Regions from separate parts of the Homo sapiens genome. Here region 1 is linked to region 2. The links are chromatin contacts, found by Hi-C in ENCODE. All regions are on one chromosome and are shown on one strand. The core of a region is the stretch at or near the end of the contact, and the rest is flanking DNA. Distances in the headings are between cores, read along the strand shown.

What was found. Hi-C counts contacts between places; a loop is a spot of excess contacts on that map. Pooled maps may share reads with other maps.
Region 1: a pooled map shows a loop between it and region 2 (4-fold over the local background). The contact joins the promoter of APBA1 here to the enhancer-like site in region 2. A Hi-C loop is called at or near these places in 25 of 168 maps with a recorded cell type or tissue (A673, Calu3, GM12878 and 17 more), 17 of 37 single-sample maps with no recorded cell type and 37 of 50 pooled maps.

What each region holds. Positions count from the first base shown.
Region 1 is chr9:69,669,560-69,675,797 of GRCh38, reverse strand. APBA1 (amyloid beta precursor protein binding family A member 1) reads left to right here and starts at 3,427. Exons shown (of 13, transcript NM_001163.4): 1 at 3,427-3,645. RefSeq lists silencers at 3,350-3,399, 3,580-3,659.
Region 2 is chr9:69,407,781-69,414,446 of GRCh38, reverse strand. It overlaps LOC124902177 (a long non-coding RNA gene), which reads left to right. Exons shown (of 2, transcript XR_007061568.1): 2 at 1,364-2,613. Among named protein-coding and RNA genes, the nearest start is that of ENTREP1, 86 kb to the right of the region's middle. Within about 2 kb of position 1,631, at least 3 of the 41 ENCODE cell types and tissues checked have a DNase peak (open chromatin) inside an H3K27ac peak, as active enhancers do; they include heart right ventricle and psoas muscle, where a contact is called at or near this core.

The DNA of each region.
Region 1 (6,238 bases), core at 2,178-4,677, 260 kb before region 2:
ATACTATTGTTACCTGCTTCAATGGTTGGCAGGTTGCCAGTGTTTTATTTTTAGTGACATGGTCTTGCTCTATCACCCAGGCAGAAATGCTATGGCACAATTATAGCTTACTGCAGCCTCAACCTCCTGGATTAAAGCAATCCTCCCATCTCAGCCTCCCAAGTAGCTAGGACTGCAGGAATTCGCCACCATGCCCACTAATTTTTTTTTTTTTTTGAGAGACGGGGGTCTTACTATGTTGCCCAAGCTGGTCTTGAACTCCCCAGCAATCCTCCCACGTTGGCCTCCCAAAGTGCTGGGATTACAGGCATGAGCCACCATGCCTGGCTGCCAGTATTTTATATACTGCTTCCTGAAACACTTGAATAGCAGTTTCGACCCTGTTAACAGGAGAAGGTGGATTGGAGTGGTGGATTGGAGTGCCTTATAAGAGATCTACTAAAAAGAAAAACATCAATAAAGCAGGCACAGGAAATCTATAAATAGAATAGAACAAGACCAAAGGAGGGATTAAGACATGGATCTACATGCCATATGGATCCACTCATTTCCTACAATGATCTGAAAATTTGGCTTTGAGTTTCCTGCCAGCGAAGGCACAGAGTAACAAGAGCACTTAAGACAATGATTCATGCTATCCAGAAGAAATAGGAATATGTGTTTTTCATGGGGGTGGGGGAGGGAGGGAAATTTCCACATATGAACATTTGGTAAGTAATTAGTTTTGGAGGTCTCTAAGCTACCATTATAACTAACAATTATTACCTTTCTTTATATGGCACTGAATACTTTGCAGAGAAATTTCACATAACTTTCTTTACACAAAAATCCTGCGAGGTAAGATTCCAGGATATTATTAAAGCAATAATGTAACCCTTATTCATGCATCTAAGAACCTAGTCTAACTGGAAAGGCAACACAAAAAGTAGAAAATAAGCAGAAAGATCTCTGAGATAGCAAACCAAATGGCAATAAGTGTATGCACAGAAAAGAGCCTCTCACTCAGAACCTATATTCTCTTATTTAACCTGAAATTCTAACAGGGTTCATTTCCTTCCTAAAACTGCAGTGGATTAAAAGTAACAAAACAGAAACTATTACAGAGAAGCACTCTGAAAGCCTCCTAGATGCGTACACAGGAGAGCAGAGGCAAGAACTAAAAACAATCAAAAGAGCAGTTAGTGCAAAAACAGAAAACCCTAAACACTCACTAAGTAGGATAAGCTCAGACTCTCTCCGCCCTGGATCCTGACCCTCCACGAATCAGTTCCTCACAAACCACCTCAGCCATCTTTCAGGAACGGAAATGTGATCCTGCTTGCCTGCTCCCAACTCTTGGCAACCCTTCATTGACTTTCCAGGCTCATAAGACAAAATCATTATTTAAAAACGGTCCACAAAGTCTGCCTGCCTCTCCAGTCTCATCTCACTTCGGCCCCACCTGCTTGGGCCTTTTCACATTTCCTTCCCTTTACCTGGAAGTGTCTCAATGCTGCCTCTCCTGGGGGATCTGAAATGTCATTTCCTTAGAAAGCCTTACCTAGTCCCAGAGTCCACATTAGGTTTTCCCGTGCACCTTAGCGCCTTTGCAGTTGAGAATTTATCACAGTTGCACTTAGTCTGATTGTTTTATTTGTTTGTTTGTTTTTTGAGACACCAAGGCTGGAGTGCAGTAGCGCGATCTCGGCTCACTGCAACCTCCGCCTCCCGGTTCAAGCATTCTCGTGCCTCAGCTTCCCGAGTAGCTAGGATTACAGGCGTGCACCAACACGCCCGGCTAATTTTTGTGTTTTTAGTAGAGACAGGGTTTCGCCATGTTGACCAGGCTGATCTCAAACTTTTGGCCTAAAGTGATCTGCTGGACTCAGCCTCCCAAAGTGCTGGGATTACAGGCGTGAGCCACCGCGCCTGGCCAGTCTGATAGTTGAATACCTATTTCCTTCAGCGTACTGTGAGCTCTGGTGGAAAAGGACCATGTCTGGCTCGTACATATGCCAAATAAGTATTCACCGGAAAAAATATGAGTAATGTCACAGGACAAGCAGACATCTTCCTAGTATATAATTTTAAATTTTACTAAAATCTTTTTGAGAAGGTAGCTATTGTTTTATTAAAGCAAAAAAAAATTACAAAGTACAATGCAAAATTCATATGAATTTTAAAGCTAAAACAAGACTTTCAGAATGCTTTAGGCTACACCCCCAGACTTCTCTAGAGACGTGCTTAAAATAATATGGAAACACGGTGTGGTAAAAGATCCATTTCCCAAGGGATCTGGATAACCAGCGCTTATCTTCATTTTACTGGAGAATACATGTGCGGAGAGGGCTTTGCAAACTACAAGGCTTTGTGCATTATAACATTATTATGGAAAAATCTGTGTTTCTAAGAGGGGGAATGATTTAGCTATTGCATTGCCAATTACAGGTGGGGCTGGCGCCAGAGCCCAGGCCTCCCGGGGCCTGTCTAGCCCACAGCTTTTCATTAATGCACAGCACTTGCCACCTGGTCCCTGCCGCAAAGGGTGGCCTCTCGAGTTAGGAGCCATATCTAGGGCGGATGGCCTGTGCTAGGCTCAAAGACACTTAAGTTCCGATCAACCAGAACTGAGGAGCGGGTAGGAAAACCAAGCCGAGCCTTCCTCGGCTTCACAATCCGCAGGCTCTCCGCTGTCCCCGGCGGGACTCGGCAGTTCCCCTGGAGGGCTGCAGCCCGGCTGTCTTCGCTCAGGCCCAAGCCCGCGCGGCTCTCCCCCTGGCGGAGAACTCGCAGGACTGCGACGCATTCCGGAGACGCCGTCAATCTCCGAATTTGAAGCGCAGGCGATATCTAAGGGGCCTGGGAAGCGGGAAAGCTCGGGAGTCACTCCGGAGAGAACACCCTGCAGGAGTCGACGCGGCTGCCTGGCTTCGTGGTCCTGCAGCGTGGCCCGTTGCTTCGCGCAGAGGTTGGCCACAGCTGCTGGCTAGGAAACTGGGGACCACCTGGGTTGCCACCGAGGAGGGTGGAGGCCCCCGTCAGTCCCCTCGGGGATGCAGCTGCATTTTCCCCTCCTTGCGTCCGGCCGGGAGCCAGAGGATGGGGCTGTGGAACCCATTCCGAAAGGCAGGGCGGGCCCTTCGGAACCCGGACGCGAGGGAAGGCGAGAGGCGCGGGTGTGCCGCACGCCCACCGGCGCCGGGGCAGGGGCGCTGCAGCCGGCGGCCCACGGAGGACATCAGCGGTGCCGCCGCCGCCGCCGCGGGCTCGCGGGCCGCGCGCGCACGCGAGTGGGCGAGGGAGGCAGGGGCGCTACTAGCAGGCGGCGTGCGCGCGCGCGCTCCCCCGCGCCCTCCCTCGCAGGCCCGCCCGGCCCCAGCGCGCGTCACGAGGGGCCAGCGAGCTAGCTGGAGGGCGGGAGGGAGGGTGGGGAAAGGGGGTGGGGCCGCGAGACCGGAGGGGTCCGAGCAGCGGCTGCGGAGCCGGAGCTGGGCGAGGGCGGCTGCGGTCCCGGCGGCGGCGGCGGCGGCGGCAGCTGCGGCGGGAGAAGATGGTGGCGCTGGAGGCAGCAGCGGCTGGAGCGGAGCTTTATTCCCAGGCTTGGCACCAGCGCTGTCACTAGCGCCGCCTGCTCCCGCGGGCCCGCGGACCCAGCTGTCAGGCAAGGTACCACAGCCAGGGAGGGGTGGGTGAGAAGGGGTGCCCGGCGCTGATGCGGCCCCCGACGGAGCCCGGGTCCTCGCCAAAGGGCGCCCCCGGACGCGAGAGGGGCTGCCTGGAACAATAGTGCGGAGGAGCGGAGGCAGCAGGCGACATCCAGGAGGCAGTGCCTGGAACCATCAGCTAGCGAGGCGGGGGAAGGCGGCGTTGCGAGCGAGACGCCTGGGGTCCGGTGCCCGCTGAGATGCCGGGCTTCGGGCGCAGCAGGCGGGCCTGATGACAGTCATGGCAGGAGTGAGTGTGTGAGAGTGTGTGTGTAAAAGGTACAGCAGAGGGGATGGGGTGGCGGACGGAGGTGTTGGGGGGTGACATTTCCAGGAATCCCCGCTAGGACCCCCTCATCTCTCGGCTGACTCTCCTGGAGAAAGAATGTGATGATGGAAACGGTGAGGTGGGCAGGATGCACTTGGTGTGTGAAGTGTGGAGGGAGGCAGTGGGATAGGGGCCGGTTTGTAAAATCCTGTATATGTGTGTGTACGCGTGTGGTTGCATCCACGTTCCCCAAACTGCGCCCCAAATCCAGAGATCTGCCGCTGCCCTTACTTGATGTCACCGGCTAAGACTGTGGGACAGTGTTTGTTATTTTGACCCTGCAACTCTGAGCACAGTGTCTGTTCTGCTCCTGCGTGTGGATGGCCCAGTGTAGGGATTCTCGCTTCCCCTTCCTCTGGCCTCATGACATGGGGATGTGGAAGTGAGCATGTTGCTTTGAGGCACATGGCAGGGAAATAGGATAACCGTTACACATTCTGGGCTTGCTAATGTACCTGGTTTTGAAGGGGCCTTCCATCCTGTGATACTACTTCTCTCCTTAGCACCTGTTCCATAAGGGTCTTGTACTCCCTGACTGTGCAGTTTCTATTGTTTTTCTCTTGTCTGACCAGAAGGAGAAGGATGTTGAATGATCAGATTCCTCTTCCTGTCCCCACAACTTTCAATGCTAGCTAGACCTTCTCCTTCCACATTTAAGCACTGAAAACCTTATGGCTAGAGGATGGATGGTCTTTGTGTTGGTTCTTTTAGAATGAACTCTGGAGGTGTATACGTATAGAGAGATGCGGTGGGGCGGGGGGCGGTCTTTTAAAAAGAAGAAAAATATCACACGGAGAAATGTTTGGTGCCCACTTGGTCAGCATCACACAGCCAGGGCGTTTTCCTCAGGAAACAGGATACTTTATTTCTACTGCTGGTGACATCCACTCTCCCAGCTGTCACAATAGCTAGGTGGTGCCGTGTATCATTTGGAAACTGAAATCTCCTGAGACCCACAGCGATGGGGTCCCAGGTCAGTAAAGTCCCTGCTTTCCTACCTGATAGAGCCCACTAGTAGGGAATTTGGAAAAATGTCAGGCTGGCAACAACTCACCCAGTGGGAACAAGGACACAGAAATGCATCCAGAGTCTATGGCTGTTTAATTGTCTCTGCGTGGTAAAGATAGGTGTGTGTAGGTAGGGTTGGGTAGAGGTAGGCAGGGAGATGGCATATTCATGTGTATCCAGGGCAGTGTGATTCCCCCTCACCTATGTTTCTCCTGCGGTATTCATAGGAATGAGTGCACTTTACACTTAATATCTCGACACTTCTTTATTAAAATGTTGTATGACTAGCTTAATCTGCTTAGGACATGTTTTAGTCATAACACCTTAAATTCTACTGCATTGTCGGAATCCAAACTGGCTGCCCGGTTCTCTTCGAAAAGCCCGTAGCAGTCATGGCTACACAAGTAAATATACAACATGTTGGCACCAGAGATTTATTTTTCTTTTTTAAAATTTTTGTTTTGCTTTCTTTTATGGGCAAAGATTGCATGATATCGTTGTGAAAATAATAAAACTAGGGCTATCCACATATGCTTTTTTTTCTTCCCATGTATCTTATTTAATGATATATAGACAAGGTGCTCTTGAAGCTGTCTATGTAAAGTAAATTTCCCCATGTTCTTCAAGTCAAGCCTTCTAAGATTTTAATGTGAGGTTGGTTGTTGGCTGTCATCCAAGATTTAAGGATAGATTTATAAAAATGAATTTTGAATCTTAGTTCTTTACTCTCTTATTTGTTATGCCAAATGTCTTTCTGAGAAAAGTACTTAGGGAATTTAAAAGCCATTCTAAGAGATTTTGGTTTAAAAAAAAGTCATCATCCTTTATATTTGCAAGTAAGACCAGGGATGTAAATGTCTCACAAGAAAGTTTAATAATATGAGGAATTACCAGGTAAATACCCTGTTTAGAGAAAGAGGAATTACACAGCAGCAAAATCGATGACTCAGGAATCAGTTCTTTTCTAATGTAAATGTGATCATTTTTATTTTTATTTGTCTTTTTGAGACAGGATCTTCCTCTGTCGCCCAGGCTGGAGTGCAGTAGTGTGATCATAGCTCACTGCAGCCTCAAACTCCTAGCTCAAGCAATCCTCCTGCCTCAGCCTCCTGAGTAGCTGGGACAATAGGCACATGGCACCACACCCAGATATTTGTTTATTTTTTTCAGAGATAGAGTCTCGCTATGCTGCCCAGGCTGATAGTTTTAAAAATGCAAT
Region 2 (6,666 bases), core at 382-2,881:
ATCTCACACCAGTTAGAATGGCGATCACTAAAAAGTCAGGAAACAACAGGTGCTGGAGAGGATGTGGAGAAATAGGAATGCTTTTACACTGTTGGTGGGACTGTAAACTAGTTCAACCATTGTGGAAGTCAGTGTGGCGATTCCTCAGGGATCTAGAACTAGAAATACCATTTGACCCAGCCATCCCATTACTGGGTATACACCCAAAGGATTATAAATCATGCTGCTATAAAGACACATGCACACGTATGTTTATTGCGGCACTATTCACAATAGCAAAGACTTGGAACCAACCCAAATGTCCAACAATGATAGACTGGATTAAGAAAATGTGGCACATATACACCATGGAATACTATGCAGCCATAAAAAAGGATGAGTTCATGTCCTTTGTAGAGACATGGATGAAGCTGGAAACCATCATTCTCAGCAAACTATGGCAAGGACAAAAAAACTAAACACCGCATGTTCTCACTCATAGGTGGGAATTGAACAATGAGAACACATGGACACAGGAAGGGGAACATCACACACTGGGGACTGTTGTGGGGTGGGGGGATGGGGGAGGGATAGCATTAGGAGATATACCTAATGTAAATGACGAGTTAATGGGTGCAGCACACCAAGATGGCACATGTATACATATGTAACAAACCTGCACGTTGTATACATGTACCCTAACACTTAAAGTATAGAAATAATAAAATTTTAAAAAAAAAAGTGATTAAAAAAAAACCACTCACCATTCCAACCAAGCTCACTAACAGTTATGATAAGAACTAACATTCTTTGAGCACCTATAAGATGCCAGGCAAATGAGCTGCATAGGCTCTAGCACTTAACTGCACAGCAATATCACAGAGCAGGTATTATCCCCATTTTACTGATGAAGAAACTGACCTCACATGTGCTAGGTAATTTGCCCAAAATCCCAGAGTGATGACACAAACTTCATTCTGTCTTGTACTTTCCCATCCCCTCTTCCCTGAGGAGCCTGTGATCAGGGGTGAGACCCACAGGTACCCAGGTAGCTGAAATATCAGGCAGACTGCTCAGCACAAATGACATCTCAGGGAGAAGATGAACAGAACCTGCAGGGAGCTTGGGGAAGGTGGATGGAGCTGCGGGAGCCAGGTGGGCAGCCTCCGGGGAGCAGGGGCCAGGGAGAGGGATGATTTGGCCGTGGGGAGCACAGCCAACCCAGTTTGACAGGAAAGGTAGGCTAGAGTTAGACATGGGGCCCAAGGGACCAAGTCCATTTTCAGTTCCATTTTATTCTATTTCACTCTTGACTAAAGAAGAGCTCTGGGTGATGGCAGCTGGAAACTGCTGTTCATTGCTCGCTTGCGTTCTCACCCTTCAGCCTTCCTTCCCAGAAAGAAGCTTCGGAGCACTGCTTGGTGCCAGCCACGGTGCTGGGAGCTGCGGATGCAAGGACCGTGGCGATCGTTCCATGGCTGTTAGCCACGATGATTCTAGGAGCCTCGGTGGCCCACGTCCTAGGCTGGAGTCCCCATAGGCTACTGGGACTCGCCCTGCTTGGAAGTGGACGAGGCGTTTCTCCGGCCCTGGCTCTCCTGGCCTTCTCCAGCCCAATGTGTGACCCGCTACAGCCACCTGGTGGGCCGCGGGGGAATACAGCAACGATTTCAATAAACCCCAGGACATAGGCCCTGCCGGGAAAGGAGTCTGGGGCCTGGCATGGTCTAGATTCCCTCCCCAAGGACTGCCCAGTCCCCTTCCCCCTCCATCCTCAGTTCCCTTTAGTAATAGAGAAAGCCGTCCCCCGTGTTCTCTCGGCTGATCTATAGTAGGCGAGGGTGGGCATGGAATAAAACGACCGCTTCTGCTGCTTTACTCCTCAGGTTATTTCCATTCGAAATTAGTTAGGCAGGGAGGAGACATCAGGCTGGAGCCCAGAGGCAGGAGGGAAGCGCCCACCGACCCCACCCCGCGTTCCAAAACGTTCCCTCCAGCGCAGCGTCTCCCAATAGCCGGGATCCTGGGGGTCCCAGCCAATCTGATGGGGGTCGCGTTTTTCCCGGCCTGGGACGCGGGAGGCTCCATTCTGCACCAGAAGCGGGGAGGGCCAAGGGAGACATGAGCACAGCTGGCTCGAGTGGCTCGTGGAGTTAGCCTGCAGCCGCCTCTCTGGTGGGCGCTGGATCCCCACAAGCCCCCAGGGGAAAACGGTCTACGCCTCTTAGACCCGCACCTTCGCCAGCAGAACCGGAACTGCCACTGCTGCTAGGAGAAAGTCTTGGACAATAATCGCGACGTCCAGGCCACACAGGCCATAAACCGCCACGGGAGCAGCGAGCGCCCTGAGTAGCGCAGCCCCCCGCTCCCCAGGAGGTGGGAACCACGCTGGAACCAGCAAGCCCAAGCTCTGCGCCTTCGCGGCGAGATCTGACGGCCCTAGTGGCCCCCATCCTCCCGTCGGCCGGAGACCGGACCCGGTTACCACCACCTCCCCGCAATTTCTAGTCTCTAAATTATGCTGTCCCCGAAAACAAAGAAAGTGACCAAGAAATAATGTGAAAATGTTACCAAGAGAGTTTACTATTGAAAGAAGTCTAGCCATCAAATAAATGTCTTTTACTAAACGATGAATAAATCTGATGGTCTTTTTGTGGTAAATGGAATGTTTAGGTTCTTAGATTATGGTCATTCAGTCAGCAAACATCTGACTGCGGTTAATTCTGTGACGGGAGCTGAGAAGACCTCACTGAACAAAATCCCTGCTTTCCTGCTATTTATATATATTCCAGCGAGGGAGACAAAAAAATCAAGTTAAATAAGTAAAAGAGATAGTTAAATTAAGTTGTGGAGCGTGCGAAGAGAAAAAAATAGGGAAAAGATAAGAGTTCTAGAGGGATGTATTTGGAGAGGGCAGCCAGAAAAGCCCTCACTGAGAAGGGTACACTGGAGTCAAGACTTGAAGGAGTTGAGAGGGCAAAACAGACAGGGAAAACAGACAGGCGGCTGGCAGGTGCAAAGGCCCTGAGGCAAGAACTCCTAGGCCTCTTCCAGGAAGTGAGGAGAGCAGAGGGAGGGAGGGTGAGAGGGAGAGGGGAAGAGGTCCTGAATTGAGAGACAACACTAGGATGGGTGGGAAAGTTTATGCTGTGAAGTGACTCTAAGAATACTGGTGTTTATGCCAAGCAAGGTGGGAGCTACTGGGGGGCAGTGAGCAGAGGAGGATGTGATCTGACTTGTTTTAACAGGACCGCTCGGGCTGCTGCACTGAGGAGGGCTGAAGAGGTGAGGCTGAATTTAACTTTGACTCTTGCCTCTCTCCCACACCCAATCAGAGAGCAAGTTCTGCCCCCTGCTTCCAAAGTAGTTTGTCCTCTGCTCGAAATCGGCTTCTTCAGGCCCCCCTTCTCCATCATATTGGGCAGATCCTTGTTTTAAATCAATTTTCAATCTTTATTTAGAAACAATTTTTCTGACTGTAAGACAAATGCATATTCACATGAACATTGACAGAAATTTAGAAACATTGTAAAAAGGGAAAAAGCAATCTTCGGGTAAAGAGGGTGGTGGCTTGTTCTGAGGAGGACACAGTGGAGATCATGAGACATGGTCAGAGCCAGATGTCAATCTTTACATATAATCTCAATATCCAGAGAGAATCACTGTGGCCCTTCAATATATTTCCATTTAAACTGTGTGGACCATGTGTATTTCCCAGGTGCCTGCCACCATACCTGGATAATTTTTGTATTTTTAGTAGAGACAGGGTTTCACAATGTTGGCCAGGCTGGTCTCAATCTCCTGACCTCAAGTGATCCGCCCACCTTGGCCTCCCAAAGTGCTGAGATTACAGGCGTGAGCCACCACACCTGGCCTAAAAACATTTTTAATAGCAATATATTATGCTACCTTATATACAATTTTTTTTTTCTTGAGAGGAGTCTCACTCTGTCGCCCAGGCTGGAGTGCAGTGGCATAATCTTGGCTCACTGCAACCTCCACCTCCCAGGTTCAAGCAATTCTCATGCCACAGCGTCTCGAGTTGCTGGGATTACAGGCTCGTGCCACCACTCCTGGCAAATTTTTGCTTATATACAACTTTTTAAAATGTTAATGCAAAATAATTTATTCTTCTTGCTGGATATTAGGCCTACTTCCATTTTTTTTCTTGCCATTTTAAATCCTAAATCTTTCCTAATGCATATCCCCTGTGACCTGCACGTATACATCCAGATGGCTGATTCCTGATGACATTCCACCACAAAAGAAGTGAAAATGGCCTCTTCCTGCCTTAACTGATGACATTATCTTGTGAAATTCCTTCTCTGGGCTCATCCTGGCTCAAAAGCTCCCCTACTGAGCACCTTGTGACCTCTACTCCTGCCCGCCAGAGAACAACCTTCCTTTCTCCTTTACCTACCTAAATCCTATAAAACGGCCCCACCCCATCTCCTTTCGCTGACTCTTTTCGGACTCAGCCGGCCTGCACCCAGGTGAAATAAACAGCTTTATTGCTCACACAAAGCCTGTTTGGTGGTCTCTTCACATGGACGCGAGTGAAATTTAGTGCCGTGACTCCGATCGGGGGACCTCCCTTGGGGGATCAATCCCCTGTCCTCCTGCTCTTTGCTCCGTGAGAAAGATCCACCTATGCCCTCAGGTCCTCAGACCAACCAGACCAAGAAACATCTCACCAATTTCAAATCCGAAAAGCGGCCTCTTTTTACTCTCTTCTCCAACCTCCCTCACTATCCCTCAACCTCTTTCTCGTTTCAATCTTGGTGTCACACTTCAATCTCTCCCTTCTCTTAATTTCAATTCTTTTCATTTTCTGGTAGAGACAAAGGAGACACGTTTTATCCGTGGACCCAAAACTCCGGCGCCGGTCATGGACTAGGGAAGGCAGCCTTCCCTTGGTGTTTAATCACTGCAAGGACACCTCTCTGATTATTCACCCAGGTTTCAGACGTGTCAGACCACGCAGGGACACCTGCCTTCGTCCTTCACCCTTAGCGGCAAGTCCCACTTTTCTGGGGGAGGGACAGGAACCCCGACCTCTTATCTCTGCGCCCCATCCCTTATTTCCGTGCCCCGACCTCTTATCTCTGTGCCACAACCCCTTATTTCCATGCCCCAACCCCTTCTCTGCTTTTCTGGAGGACAAGAACCCCCCACCCCTTCTCCGTGTCTCTACTCTCTTTTCTCTGGGCTTGCCTCCTTCACTATAGGCAAGCTTCCACCTTCCATTCCTCCTTCTTCCTTAGCCTGTGTTCTTAAGAACTTAAAACCTCTTCAACTCTCACCTGACCTAAAATCTAAGCGTCTTATTTTCTTCTGCAATGCCGCTTGACCCCAATACAAACTCGACAGTAATTCCAAATAGCCGGAAAACGGCACTTTCAATTTTTCCATCCTACAAGATCTAAATAATTCTTGTTGTAAAATAGGCAAACGGTTTGAGGTGCCTGACGTCCAGGCATTCTTTTACACATTGGTCCCTCCCTAGTCCCTGTTCCCAATGTGACTCGTCCCAAATCTTCCATCTTTCCCTCCCACCTGTCCCCTCAGTCCCAACCCCAAGCATCGCTGAGTCTTTGTAATCTTCCTTTTCTGCAGACCCATCTAACCTGTCCCCTCCTCGCCAGGCCGAGCTAGGTCCCAATTCTTCCTCAGCCTCTGCTCCTCCACCCTATAATCCTTTTATCACCTCCCTTCCTCACACCCGGTCCGGCTTACAGTTTCGTTCCGTGACTAGCCCTTCCCCACCTGCCCAGCAATTTACTCTTAAAAAGGTGACTGGAGCTAAAGGCATAGTCAAGGTTAATGCTCCTTTTTCTTTATCCCAAATCAGATAGCGTTTAGGCTCTTTTTCATCAAATATAAAAATCCAGCCCAGTTCATGGCTTGTTTGGCAGCAACCCTGAGACGCTTTACAGCCCTAGATCCTAAAAGGTCAAAAGGCCGTCTTATTCTCAATATACATTTTATTACCCAATCTGCTCCCGACATTAAATGAAACTCCAAAAATTAAATTCCAGCCCTCAAACCCCACAACAGGACTTAATTAACCTCGCCTTCAAGGTGTACAATAATAGAGTAGAGGCAGCCAAGTAGCAACATATTTCTGAGTTGCAATTCCTTGCCTCCACTGTGAGACAAACCCCAGCCACATCTCCAGCACACAAGAACTTCCAAACACCTAAACCGCAGTGGCCAGGCGTTCCTCCAGAACTGCCTCCCCCAGGAGCTTGCTACAAGTGCCAGAAATCTGGCCACCAGGCCAAGGAATGCCCGCAGCCCAGGATTCCTCCTAAGCCGTGTCCCATCTGTGCAGGACCCCACTGGAAATCGGACTGTTCAACTCACCTGGCAGCCACTCCCAGAGCCCCTGGAACTCTGGCCCAAGGCTCTCTGACTGACTCCTTCCCAGATCTTCTCGGCTTAGCGGCTGAAGGCTGATGCTGCCCGATCGCCTCGGAAGCCCCGTAGACCATCACGGATGCCGAGCTTTAGGTAACTCTCACAGTGGAAGGTAAATCCATCCTCTTCTTAATCAATATGGAGGCTATGCACTCCACATTACCTTCTTTTTAAGGGCCTGTTTCCCTTGCCTCCATAACTGTTGTGGGTATTGACAGCCAGGCTTCTAAACCTCTTAAAACTCCCCAACTCTGGTGCCAAATTAGA